2 separate regions of the Homo sapiens genome follow, and region 2 is linked to region 1. A link is a contact called in ENCODE Hi-C or POLR2A ChIA-PET data. All regions are on one chromosome and are shown on one strand. The core of a region is the stretch at or near the end of the contact, and the rest is flanking DNA. Distances in the headings are between cores, read along the strand shown. Region 1 holds the start of MYO16-AS1 (MYO16 antisense RNA 1). Region 2 has its middle 50 kb from the start of IRS2.

Region 1 (7,430 bases), core at 2,788-5,287:
AGAGGGCTTGAGTGCACCAAAGCAAGAAAACAGGAGTCAATATGGAGAATTTGGATAAACATGCATTGCTTGTAGTGCTATTTGAGGGTATGTCTCGAGAGGCAAGAGGAGATAATGTCAAGGTAGGAGTTAAGAGGGACCAAGTCAAGACCAGCCTTGAGAGATAAGCTCTGGGGAGATGGAACCTTCCCTTCCTTCCTTCCTTCCTTCCCTCCATCCCTCCCCACTCCCTCCTTCCCTCCCTCCCTCCCACCTCCCTCCTTCCCTCCCTCCCTTTCTTTCCTTTTTTGCTTTCTTTCATTGTTTTCCTGTCTTCCTCCCTCCTTCCCTCCCTGTCTCCTTCCTACCTTCTTTCTGTAGATTGCAACCAACAGCAGTTTATCCAAAACTTTTCAGCATGGAAATGACATAATCCAATTTGTCTTTTAATGAAAAATAAAGACTGAATAATAATCAGAACATACAGGTTAAAGTTCCATTCTATCTCTTTCCAACTGCATGACTCTGAGTAACCCTAATTCCTTCTTCAGCAAAATAAGGATAACATCTCTGCCTATGGAGGTACCGGTGATTGGGATTGGGGTGGTAATACACCGTTCTGCCATATTTAAAGTATAATAAAGCAAATGATGTGTGTTGTCCCATTCAAATAATTTATTAGTCTAAATCTTTAGAAAAGCCTAACTTTAAGACAGTCAGAATCAACTGTGTCCCAACAGAAAAGAACCAAAGTCTCACGCATATCCTTGATGCTGAATCAAAAGTCTCCAATAGGTTGCAGCTTTTTTGAGGTTCCTTAGGAAGCAAGAGCCAATCCCAGGTGCACCTGTGAAGTCAGAGAAAGGGAACTTGGCAGAGGTGGTGATGGGGGGATGTCTGGCCCCTTGATGGCAGTTGTGCCTGATTTGCAAAGTCTGATTTTGTGCCTAAGGGTAATGCAGTGACCATGGGGAAACCTACCTCCATTGGACATTTTTCCAAATAGAAGCATTTGCTGTGTTTCACTTTATTAATATTACATCACTTTAAAAAGTCTTCATCAGGCCCTTCAGTGGAATTTGGACAGTGGCTTTCGTGTTCGTACCTCTCAAAACACTTAACATAGGACAAGCATTACATATTTAAGTAATTATCTTAGTGTGCAGAATGCGGAAGTCGAGTATTGAAGTTCAGTATTCCAACATGGACACTAAAAGTGTTTATAGTGATGTTGAAAATATCACTATAGTGTTTCTTATCACTCAAGTGTTTCTTATTTTTTCCAAAGCTGTAAGATTGCCTTAATTTATTTAAATGTAATCATTCAGAAAACTCCTGAAACATGAACTCATTGCTTTCTCATGACAGGCAATACTATAATGACAAGTTATTTGATCTATGACATCAAAAATTCTTTATAAATATGTTTGAATGCAACAAATTATTGTTACCACTTGACATTTTCCTTTTTGTTTGACATTGTTGTGGCAAAATTTGGTGAATATTATATAGGCTACAAATTTTATTAAAGATTATTATTATTTTAAATGTCATGAATGTTTGATTTGATGTTTTATTATTTTCTCCAAATGTTTTATTCAGTATATTCAGTACATGTTATCAGAAAATAATTATGTTTTCTAAAATTTATTTTAGGTTTTGAAACTAACATGAACATAAGTAGCCGAGATGACCCTAGTACGTCAGAAATTACTTCCGAGACTCAAGACAGAAATGCAAATAACCATGGAATTCAGTTATCTAATTCACTATCTAGTGCTATAACTGCTGAAAATGGAAATTCCATCTCAAATGGTAAGCACTTTTTAAACTCAGAAGTAAATGTACAAAAGTTTTAGGCTGTATCAACTTTCTGGGAGGAATGGATTTAAAATATGAAAATGAAGTAGGGTTAAGAACTGGAAAATAGAATATAAACCATGAAACTCCCCTGCAAGTATTATTGTCAGCATATGATTGCTTCAGTTAAAGAATTGGAATTCTATTCACTCCTTGTTGACTTTTCCGAAATTTTATGGAGTGTTAATCTAAAAGAACTGGTCCAAAATTAGTCTTATACTGAGCAGAAGAAGGCAATAGATTCTCTACCAATATTTTTAATTAAAAAATTATTCTGGAAACTAAGAAATGTGAAGGAAAATAATATTAAAGAAATGATAAGTGCCAGACTGGCTTCAGGTATTTTAAGTACATCAATGAGTGCCACATTTAGAAAGTGGCTTGATTGCAGGTACAAAAGCTGAGGATCACGCAAGTATTTTCTCTCACAAATAAAAGAAGACAAAGGCGTCTGGGAATAACTGATGGGAAGACTCAGACCAACTATTCCTGAGGGCCTCCCGCAGGGCTGGGAAAAGCATGTTTGTTTAGTCTAATTAGAGGCGTGGGAGAACCATCATGATGCTGAAATGCTGGGAAGCAGTTGAAGACCTGGGAGTGGGGTGCAAGGTGAGCCGAAGCAAGGAAGCCCACACTTGAAGCTTGGCTCATGGGGACATAAGGGTACCCACATTGTTCAGAGAAGGCAGCTAAGAAGTCAAGTTGTGCTTCTGACTGCCTTCTCAAATTACAGGGCAAGAAACTGAGTCGTGGCCCCACCAAGGCCTTGGGGTGGGGCCTTCAAGTGTTCTTCCCAAGAGTCAGAGTGAACCAGAACCAAGAACCATGTTGAGTTGCCCAGATGTAACCAGGCCTACAGGTACCTGGGAGAAACACGTGTACATTTTCCCCAAAGGGCAGTAATAGCATCCTAGGCTTCAAAACATTCATAGAAACCATTTTTCAAATGCAAAGTCCAACACAGTTAGAAATAACCAGGCATAGGAGCACACAAAATAAGATAAAAAATTAAAAGCAGAGACGGCAGCCAATTGCAATATGTCCACAGGGATTCAAAAGGTTGGAATTCAAAGACACATGCCTTAAAATAAGTATGTTTACTCAGCCCCCCACGAAATAAAACAACGAGAATTTCAGCAGAAATAGGAAACTATAAGGAAATCGTCAAATGGAAATTCTGAAATTGGAAAATGCAGTAATAAAATTGAGTACAACAGAGGATAAAGTTAAATTTAATTAGATATAGTTGTTTAAAAACAAAACAAATAAAAAATAACTGGAGAAGTGGAAGATAACTCAGAAAATCCCCAGAATGAAACAGATTGAAGCAAAAGGGAAGAATGGAAACTCCAGACAATGGTTTAGAGATATAAAGGGCAATGAGGAGGATGATTGAAGTCTTAGGGAAAGAAGAGGGAGCGCATGAGCAGAAGAAAGACTTGGTGAGAAATGTTAGAGCATCTCCCAATGCTGACGAAAGAGCACCAGGAAACAGATTTAAGTTGGCAGATTTTTATAACATTCAACATACATTCTTCACGGGATCCAGCAATCTGACTCCTCAGTATCTTCCCAAGAGAAATGACAGCAGTGTCCACACAAACACCTGTATGCAAATGCATATGGTGACATTATTCATAATCACATAAAACTGGAAATAAATTCAGTGTCTTTCAACTGATGACTGGCTTGTATTAGTGATCCATCACTGTGCAAAATATTACTCCCAAAACTTGGAGGCTTATATAAGAAATGGTTATTATTTCATAGTTTCTGTGGGCCAGGAAGCTGTGTGTGGCTTAGCAGGGTGCCTTTGGTTTAAGGTCCCCCATGAGACAGCAATCAAGCTGTCAGCCAAGACCACAGTCATCTTGAGACTTGAGTGAAGGCTGATCCATTTTCAAGGTCACTCACGTGGCTATTGGCAGGCCACAGAAGGTTCACATCCAAGTCAACTCACATGGGCAGCCTCCCAGCACAGCAGCTCTCCCCACATCCCTGAGCAAGCAATCCAAGAGAGAGCACCCCAGATGGAGGCTGCAGTCTTCACATAACCCAGTCTTGAAAATGACACCCCAGCACTCTGTCACGTTTGATTGAGTCACTAAATCCAGGCCACACTCAATGGGTGGGGAGTCCGTGAGTGCCTGGAGGTGGGCTCACCAGCATCTCACAGGCTGAACTAGCACATGGATGAAGCCTGCAATAAATAAGAGTGATCAACTATAATGAGCATCATAAAAAAAAGGGATGGCTAAAGCATTGTGTTGAGGTTAAAAAAAAAAAATCAAAAGACTAAGTGTGATCCTGCTTATGTAACATTTGGGGAAAAGCAAAGCTGGAGACAGAAAACAGCTGAGTGGTTGCTGGAGGCTGGGCGTAATGGCAGGAGATGAAGTTCAGAAGGACATGTGGTGTTATAGACAACCTGGAGTGCTCATGTCTGCAGATGCACAGATGTGTATGTCTAAAAAAGGTGAATCTCACTGTCTCTAAATTACACCATAATCAATCCAACGTTTGTAAAAATGAAACAGAAACCTTTGCAAAGCCTAAGTAGGATACATAAAACTTTCCTAGGTGTATCATAGTAAAACACCTATAAAATAAAGACCGAGAATTAATTTTAAAAGCAGTTAGAGGTAAAAATATGTACTATCTTCGAAAAGTAGCAACTGAAGTCCAAAGACAATGAAATAACATAGTTAACATGCTCAAATAAAATAACTGCCCCCCAAAAATTCCTGTAATAATGAAAGGGAGTTAAGGATATTTTTAGGAAAAAAAATAAAAATGAAAGGAATTAAACACTGACAGACTCAGAATGCTTAGAGATAAAGGAAAGAATAAAGAATAACTAAAAAGGCAGTAAAATTTGGAGGGGTAAAATAATATTTAATATTATACACTGATAAACCTACCTTGCCAGTTGTAACCTCAAAGGTAACCCCTGAAAGAATATTAGTGGGGTAGATAATATCCAAACTAGTAAAGAGAGAAAAATAAAATCATAAAAAGTCAACTCAAAAGATGCAAAAAGGGGATAAAATAGGAAAAATAGGGCAAGGAGAAAGTTCTGAGACAGTAGATATGAAAACACATGTGAAAATAAACTTTATTTAATTATAATAAACTTTAAAAGGCTTATTTAATGTAAACTTATATGAAAAATGATTAGCAGAATATTTTAAAAACTAAGTTTTCTGAAAACAGTAAAACATAAGGATTCTGAAAGAGTAAATGTAAAGGGATAGAAAAGAAAAAGATACAATGTGCAAATATTAAAAAGCAGCAAAAACAGTGCTCATATATTTGAACGTCAAAAATTACATCTCTAGGCCAGGCGCGGTGGCTCACGCCTGCAATCCCAGCACTTTGGGAGGCCGAGGCAGGCAGATCACCTGAGGTCAGGAGTTCGAGACCAGCCTGGCCAACATGGTGAAACCCCCATCTCTACTAAAAATACAAAAATCAGCTGGGCTTGGTGGTATATGCCTTTAATCCCGGCGACTCGGAAAGCTGAGGTAGGAGAATTGCTTGAACCCAGGAGGCGGAGTTTGCAGTGAGCCCTGATCGCGCCACTGCACTCCAGCCTGGGTGACAGAGCCAGACTTTGTCTAAAAAAATAAGATAAAATAAAATCTCTAAGTAATCAATGTATTCAAGAAGAAATCACAAAATAAATTAAAAAGCAAAATATTTTAACTAATGACAATGCAAATATGACAACAGAACTTTTAGGACATGTCTAATGTCTTTTGTGTATGAGTGGAAGGGGCTCGGGTACAGTGTCGGTATGGTCAATATGTGGCTGTATGGCATCGTGGCCATGGCTGGGCTTTTAGTGTCCACATCAACTGAATAGTATATATTGTCCTGATTAAGTCGTTTCATATGCTTCATTCCATCCCATCCTCCCACCTTGCCACCCTTCTGAGTCTCCAGTGTCTATTATTCCACACTCTGTGCCCAAGTGTACACGTTATTTAGCTCCCACTTATAAGTGAGAACATGTAGCATTTTTCTTTCTGTGTCTTAGTTATTTCACCTAAGATAATGGCCTCCAGTTCCATCCATGTTACTGCAAAAGATCTCTTAAGAAATGGAAATGTATGGCTTCAAACCTTTGCATCACAAGAGAACAAATACGATGAGTGTTAAAAGGGTCTAGAAATTAGAAACAGAACAAAAACTAAATACTATGAAAATGGAAGGAAAGATATGATAGTGATAATAAGAACATAAGTTATTGAAATATAAAACAAATAAAATAATGTGAAGGGATAGAAAGGAAGGAAAGAGAAAGTTGTTTATCTTTTAAAAAATTATCTTTGAAAACAATAAGATTGAAAATTTTCTTGCAAGGGGATAGAGAAATAGAGAAAATTGGCACAAATAACAGATTTTAGATTGAAAAGGGGACATCAATACAGATCTGGCTGAAATTAAAAATAGTAAGAGAATATTACAAACAGTTTTACACCAAGATAAATTTACAAATTTACATAAACAAATACATTCTTAAAAAAAAAAGAACTAACGAAAATGGACAAAAGAAGTAGGAAAGCTAAATAACACCGTAAATGTTAAATTAATGGAATTTGTAATTGAATGCCTTCCTACAAGGAAAATTCCAGAATCAGATGGTTTCTCCACTAAATGTTTCCAAAATTCTAAGGATTAAATAACTCCAATGTCACGTACACGCTTTCAGAGAATAGGAAGGAAGGAGAAAGAAAATAATATTACTCCAGCTTGCATAATTAGCCACTTAATTTATGACAAAATTGGCATGTGAGAGCACTGGGGAAGAATAATTGATTGCTATCCATGTGGAGCAAACAGTGAAACTCGACTCTGCCTAATGCTATACACACAACAATTCCTGATAGATTATAGATCTGTATGTCAAATGTCAAATCATAAAATGGATAGAAGAAACAATAGGAGAGTATCTTTCTTACTTCATAAAAGGAAAGAAGGGCTTGTTAAGCAAGACACAAAAGTTTTAACCATAAAGAAAAAAGAAAAAAAAAAACATAAATAGGGAGAAAATATTTTTAACACATTTACCCAACAAAGGCTAATATTCAACGTTTATTTAAATTAAAAACAAAAGACAGCTGAAAAGAAAATTGGACAGAATATGTGAATACCACTTAGAAAAACAATTTTAATGGAGTCCAACCTCATTAGTAACTAGAGAAATGTAACTGAAGACTCCAGGGCAATACTACTACACACACTCTAGAATTACAGACCCGCCTGAAAAGGAAGAGGTGCTCGGAGAACGGACTGCCACAAAGTGAGGATGGCAATTTCATTTGGAGGGGAAGGCCAGTAGCGATTTGGAGAGATGACTACAGGAGCTTCCGCAGAGCTGCCAGTGTTCTATTTCTTTATTTTATTTGTGTGGTTGTTACAATTCTGCAATTTAAAAAAAAAAGGAGGAAGAAAGAGATGGAGAAAGGGAACTTCTCTTCACCAAAATATTTAAGTTTTCTGTGTTTTGAGGCAAAAGGCAAAAACTACAGCTTCGGAAATGATCCTAAAAAACTTAATAATAATAATAATAAAAACGGCAAGTCATA
Region 2 (7,092 bases), core at 2,211-4,710, 670 kb after region 1:
TGTCCGTGACACTGAAAAGTACCTAGAAAGCCATGTGTCCTAAAAGTTGAAAAACTTGGTGAATTTCTCCTCTAAAGTCATCAAAGTGTTTTAAAAAATCCATTTCAAGAGGTCTTTCATACATAGACTTGGACATAGATACTGACTGCAAAACAACAAAAGATGCATTACAAAATATGGCCATCCCGTTCATACAGTTGATATGCATGAACAGCCTGGACCTGGTGACCCAGAAGGAGAGAGACAGGGGAGGAAGGTATGGGGGTCCCTCTGGTGCACAGGCTCCAGTGCCCTTCCCAACTCTAGTTCTAGAGCCTGGTTGACTGCTCTTACCCTGCAACCCTGTGCTACAGAGGTGATGTACCCAGGATAAAGACAAGGAGAAGGACCAAATCCCAACAAAAAAAAGAGATTCCAGGGCTTTTTTTTTTTTTTAAAGAAAACCTTTTATTTTGACATGATTATAGATTAACAGGAAAATGCAAAACTAATATGGAGAGATCTCTAATCCACTTTGCGGCTTCCCTCTGTGGTTACGTGTTGTGGAACAACATTGCAATATTAAAACCAGGAAATTCATATTGCTACAATGTGTGTAGTCCCGTGCCATCCTACAAGATGTGTAGATTCCTGTGCAGAACTATGCCCTCAACAGAAAGGTCTCCTCCTGCTGCCCCTTCATAGTCACCCTGAGGCTATGATGGGAAAGAGCAGTGGAGGGCTGGTAAAGGATGAGGGCTCAGCAACTGCTCCTCTTAAGTGGTATAGTGACTTTCCATCATGCACAGCATCATCCTACTGAGGACAGCCCATGCTGCTAGGATTCAATGCATCCCTCGTAATTATTCCATAGTACTGGAAAAGGAAGAGCCTTCTCTGATTCACATAGACAGACGGTGTCACTCTGGGAGGAGCTCGTGGAAGCCCTGTCGGCACTGACCATAGTACCTTGACTAGGAGAAGTTTCTCAGGTATGACCAGGAAGAGGCGGGTGATGGTGATGATAGGCAAAGAGGCTGGTGAATGAGGCATTTTGTTATTTGGGGCTTCCAGTCCCGAAAGATGTGTGTACTACTATAAAAAACAAGAGCACATTATCTATAGTTATCAACATATGAACCAAGCCACCTGTTATCCAGAGTCATTAAATTAAGCCTTCCCTCTACGAGAACAACCTGTCTTGATCAATAAAAGTGAATGGTTTGACATATGGTGTTTGAATTCGACCATTCACTGGGAAGTTTTCTAAACTGCAATGTAGATTTTTCCATGTACCCCATACTTCACTGAACAGTTGTTGTGAACATACTGAGTGCTAGAAAGAACCCCATTCCAATGTGCTCTGAAAAGAGATTGGGTTGTAGCTGCACTTTTGTTTTCAGTGAGCTCAATTACTGAACAGCAAATTCACATTCTTGCAAACTCTTTGCTCTTTAGTCTTGCCGTTTTGAATTAGAAATGTCTTAGAACCATGTAGAATAATCTATGCTGGGATATTCCCAGTATGAGCAGCTCTTCCTTTATCTTCACTATTCCTTTTGTGGTATTAGAAGCCTGCCTAAGATTTTGCTTGAGAACAGAATCTGCTAAGAAATAATTTTAAAAACAATGGACCAGATGATCTCTTTATGATTATGCGATGTGAATTACTTTGTCCTAACATAGGGTTCACAGCCCTACTCTCGACATTTCCGAGGATTTTAAATATCTTCCCAGTAGATATTTCAGCCACTCATCATTCTCTATTTCTCTTGTGTGTTTTTCTTGATTTCTAGTGGCAGCAGGATTTCAGCCAATGACCCCGGCCGGGTCCCACTCCCTACACTGATGATGGACTTCACTGTGAACAGCATACTTGTAGGGGTGGGGGATGGTGGTGTAACGAGTAATTCCCTCTCATAAGGAGGCCAGAGACCCACTGACAAACATGAAGCTCTGGTTCAGATCCATTGAGACAAAAAAAATAAAAATAAAAATAACCCGGACCGCTTGAGTGAATAGTCAGGAACTATACAAGATTTGTGTTTTTGAAAAATTCTCCACGTCAGTGTACAGTGGAATGAGGAAATGCCATTGTGGGGGGAGGGTAAGGAGACATAGATGCCTTTCTGTAAAATTAATTAACAAATTAGTGGTTGACGTAACATTCTCTCCGTTGATTCTCTTGTCTCCGGGACGAAGCGCACACTCTGCCGCTGACTGCGCCTTTTGACTCATCAGTATCACTCACATCATCTGTTGCCTCCTGTCTAGCTTTTTTTTTAGTCTCAGATGAAACAACTTGTGCCTCTTCTTTCAGCTTGGTTTCCTTGTTTGTTGATGCAATGGGAACCAACCATCTGCCTAATCATTTAAAGAAAATTTTTTAATCAGGCTTTTTGGGTGATTTAATCCAAAACTCACACTTTTCCCCCATTTTCAAAAAAAATGAATCTTACTCGTGAGGACAAAACATCAAACCACAGTTCGCTCCAAATTGTTCTCGATGTTATATTTTTAACAGAATCCCAGGCATACATAATATTAAAAATTACATCCCTGATGCTATTGTGAGATTAAAAGTCTGGCATGGTGCCTGGATAATGGATCATATGATTATATTGCTTACAAAACCTCTTCTGCAATATTTCAGTTTCTAAGTAACACCCTCAACCATGGACTAAATCAATGGGGAAATACTAACAGCCAGAAAAGAAATAATGGAACCCACCCTAAGAAAGCATCAACAGGATAGCTTTATTTTTATTGCGTGAGCTTTTGATTCTGTGGCGCAACCACCAATTAGAAAAACAAATTGTCTGTGCTTTCACTTGTCCTCAGTAAGCGGCAGGTGAAGGGGCCATCTTTGCAAGCACTAAAATGATTCTTTCAAACACCTGAGGTTTCATTTTTTGGCTTCCTGCATTTTTTTAAAGACTAATCAACATCTGTAAGAATAGAGTTTTGCCAACTTGCCCATTTCGTTTGCATTGCAAGACTTCAGAACTTTCATCAAAATTCTTTCCATCCACTTTCTAATGACAAAACTGTTCTATGCATCAAGGGCCTTGCATTCTGATCCACTTTGAGGCTGTTAAAGGATAAACAAATTTATTGTTTTCCTTCCCCACATTATAAAGAGCAGTTTTGACATTATATGCTATTATTTCTGATTTATAAATGATAAAATTATTCACAGTTGCATGACATCCAATCAGGGAAGAATAATGATCACATTTGGAGAAAAAAAGCTTAAATTGTAATTGGGTAAAGAGTGACCTTGGGCTCCTCGTGCCCTCTACCTAGTAATTGGAGCCCTGCTTGCTGTGTCTGATGCATTCTCCGTTCAGCCTCATGGCTTCCTGGTCAAAGGGCCCCTCGGCTTCCTCAGGATGGTCATGAGGGCTGCCTCACCCACACACCCAGGGCTTTCCGGCTGATAACCTCGGTCTATCAGTTAGGCTTGTTCAGCTTGCATGTGTCCTCTGTGCAGAACCAATGCAGAGCGAGCACTTGGACCTGTGGCAGGTGAAGCTAGGCATTTATTAACTCAGGCTTCCTGTAAACACAGGGCACAGGAGCCGTCACAATGAGAACATGAAAATGAGAGTTATATGGGAATGAGTGCCTCAAGAGCCATCCCGTGACTGGTGCTTTAAAAAAGAGAGAAAGTTGTGAGCAGCGAAACCCAGGAGAGAGAAGCAGCATGGGGGCTCACACCAGGTCGTAGCCCTGCACACCTGCTGCCACTCTCACAGCAGTGCTGGCCTCCTCATCCAGCATCTCTCCTCCACCTGCTCCTCCACTCCAGCCTGGAGGTCTCTGCTCTGGTCCTGCTTGCCCATGAGAGGGAAACTCACACTGTGGCCCTTTTGCTACTTAGAAGTGCAGCCATTTGTTGGATGGTAACCCTGTACTCAGTGCTGGGATGACATGTCACTTACTTTGTCCAATACAAGTCTCAGTACCATCTCATGAGGAAAGAACATGATTAATCCACCTTCACAGAAGTGGATAAGGAGGCTCAGGGGTCCTGCAGCATTTTCGTGGTCACATGGCTGCTAAGCAGCAGAACCAGGAATACCAAGTCTGTCTGATACCAGAGCTGGATTCCAACCGATTCCCTAGACATCCTCCCCCCAGGCCAAATCCATTGAACATCAGCTGCACTCAGAGACGGCACCAACCAAGCACTTCCTGTGTATCTTTGAACTTAAATGAAATCTAAGTACTCTGCAGCCTTGTTCTGTCTCAAAAGCCCAATAATCTCCATTTCTCCACAATTCTCAGCAATTAGCTAACATAATTCTTATGCCTTTATGAACATATATTCATATAAAATTATGGACTGAATTTCCCATATCTACCATAGGACAAAAATAACCCCATGAAATTCTGGCATTTTTTGCTTTCAGGCCTATTATTCTTTCTAGACATTAATAATGATTATAAGCAGAAGAAGTTTAGTCCAAAGAAATGAGCAATGGGTACAAAATAAATAGAAAGAATGAATAAGACCTACCATTTGATAGCACAATGGGGTGACTATAGTCAATAATAATTTAATTGTATATGTTAAAATAAAAAATGCAATGGAATTGTTTGTAACTCAAAGGATAAATACTTGAGGGGATGGATACCCCATTCTCCGTGATGTGCTTATTTTACAGTGCATGCCTGTATTAAAACATCCCATGTACCCTAGACATACATACACATATTATGTACCCATAAAAATTTTAAAAAATAATAAAAAAATTTTTTAAAACCCTGAAAAACAAATGCATGAGCAACTCGAACAACAAAAGTAGAAACAGACCTTAACTGGCTCATTGTTTTGAAGTGCTGCGTTGGTTAATTTGTTTGGTTTGTAGGGAGCTCAGAAACTCGTGCCCTTACAATGTACTGAAAGTAGCGGTCATTACAGGCTTGTAAAATTAATACATTTCTTTCAAACATAGTTTAGTATCAAAGTGAAAGTGGAAGTGATCCCATTTGCCATTTTGAAGGCTTGTTTCATAGGTGTTGAGGAAACCAGCATTCCAACAAGATGAAAAATTAATTTGTGGATCGCAAATTGTATATATGTGTGGAATTTAGAAGGGGGCTAGATACAGTGTATACATATAAATGTGTGATTAAACTTACTCAGAAACTTACTGTCCAACACTAGAGGCAGTGCTCCCATTTCACCAACATTTTGGTGCCTAGTAGGAGAAAGCACAGTCCCATGGAGAAGCCATTCTAATTGTGGCCTTCCTGGAATCCTCCATCATCAGAACACACATGCCGTCTTTGCCTTGGTGTGCTTTGCTGTGTGAAGTCAACATCAGAAAGAATGTAGCCTCACTTTGTAGACGGACTTCGTAGTTCAGAGGCCTTACCTGATGTACTCAAGGCACAGCCAGCTCCACGCACTGAGGAAGAAGCCTGAAGTGGTGAGGAGGCGTGGAATCCAGGTGGAGGCTGGGGACACAGGTGTGAGTTGAAGCTGAACCACTTTCTGTCTGAGTTACTACTGCCCTGGGCCTCAGTCTCCTCATCTATATGACCAAGATGCTATTTGTTTTCCGGCATCAAAAGAACGCTTTATGTATTATAAAATGCCTGGTTTTAGAGCAGTTACTCAGGACTGCTATTTCTCTTTTTCTAGAAGCACTGTAGGCTGGCAGGTGCAACAGGACTGCCCATCTGACTTCAGTCTGGAGTCATCCTGTTGTGCCAATCAGCTGGGTCGTCCTCTGGGGTTATCTCTTCTTGGGATAGAACCCCTTGGACCCCCAGGTGCTGTTCCATCCCTTAGAAGGCAGCTGCACGCAGCCACGTGGGAGGTGGCCCTGCCTGGCAAGACTCCACCATTATTCCTTGAAGGCTGATCTCCTCCGTTTACCTGAATGTGGAGTTGTACAAATGACACCCCTTTCTGCCCCCTGGGTGAAACATGTGTATGGGCTCCCCTGCTCTTCAAGGACTTACCCAGTTACAGAACACGGTGGCCTTCCCCAGATCCAGGTCACAACCTTCTAACACTAGTGACATCCCACCTGCCATGCACCTGCAGTGGTGGGGAGATTTCTCACACCTTGAAGGGGAGCAAGAGTCTCCTGGTCTTTCTGTGAATTAAGGGCCCCCACTGCCCCGACTCTCTGGATATTCAAGGAGAGGTGGGAAGTTTTAAGTCTATGGCTTAAGCTTTCCAAATGCCAAGGATTTTTAAAAGTGCTTTTGCCCCACCTGATGTAAAGAAATTTCTGTCCATCCAAGAAATCCCCCCAATCCCTAGAAGCATAAAGAAGAAAAATCAAAATCATCAAAATCATTCCCAGGCCTCCCAACCAAAGATAAGCTGTCTTTTTTTTTTTTTCACATTCAGGGTCATAATATAACAGATTCGAACTCACTTTCCTGTTTAATAAACAATGAGGGCCGGTCTTTTCTCCCGCCATTAAACATTCTTCCTCGATACCCTTCCTTGCTGGCTATGGAATGACATATCCATTCTTGGCAGGGCATATTCTAACAGAGAATACACTTCATGGAAATCATGATAGATCAAAATAAAAATTAGTGCACTAATTGGATTAATTCTAGTGTGACTAAATTAACCTAAGCAACAGCCTTTGGTGTAATATGACATTTTGAAGGGTTTGGCAGGCAAAATATCTATTACTAGTAAGTTTTGAATAATATCTGCCACATAACTTAGATAGTTTAATAGGCTAATATATAAGTTAATCTTTAAAAGTCAGCCTATTTTTATAATTAAGAGAACTGATATGAATAGAACGAAGGCACAAGAAGCATTTTTAAAAATAAAATTGTGGAGGAAAAGAGGCATTTAAGAGACAAGAAGAAGAGTGTTTAGGACTGATTAGCCTGAACGTGGAGAAAATAAAGCCAGCATTATGTATGGGGTCTGCTTCCTGTGGTGTCAGAGTCAAGAGATTAACTGTGCCGGTGTGGCCGCTGCGTGCCGGCTGTCAGCGTCTGTATCCTGCTGAATGATCCCCAAGCCCTTGTTCATCTCAAATTCCTTCTGAAAAAGAACATTTATGGAACACATGGAATGTGGCAGGCACCTCACCAGTGCTGACACAGAGACGCAAGAGACTG

Evidence for each region. Hi-C counts contacts between places; a loop is a spot of excess contacts on that map. ChIA-PET counts read pairs that join two places held with the same protein, here RNA polymerase II (POLR2A). Pooled maps may share reads with other maps.
Region 2: a pooled map shows a loop between it and region 1 (11-fold over the local background). The contact joins the enhancer-like site here to the promoter of MYO16-AS1 in region 1. A Hi-C loop is called at or near these places in 10 of 37 single-sample maps with no recorded cell type and 7 of 50 pooled maps. POLR2A ChIA-PET finds 5 or more read pairs at or near these places in 1 of 52 experiments (OCI-LY7).

What each region holds. Positions count from the first base shown.
Region 1 is chr13:109,163,266-109,170,695 of GRCh38, forward strand. It overlaps MYO16-AS1 (MYO16 antisense RNA 1), which reads right to left and starts at 4,038. Exons shown (of 3, transcript NR_047700.1): 1 at 3,754-4,038; 2 at 3,371-3,445; 3 at 640-826. MYO16 (myosin XVI) reads left to right here. Exons shown (of 35, transcript NM_001198950.3): 33 at 1,636-1,794.
Region 2 is chr13:109,833,336-109,840,427 of GRCh38, forward strand. No RefSeq gene overlaps it. Among named protein-coding and RNA genes, the nearest start is that of IRS2, 50 kb to the left of the region's middle. RefSeq lists an enhancer at 6,715-7,092. Within about 2 kb of position 3,461, at least 3 of the 41 ENCODE cell types and tissues checked have a DNase peak (open chromatin) inside an H3K27ac peak, as active enhancers do.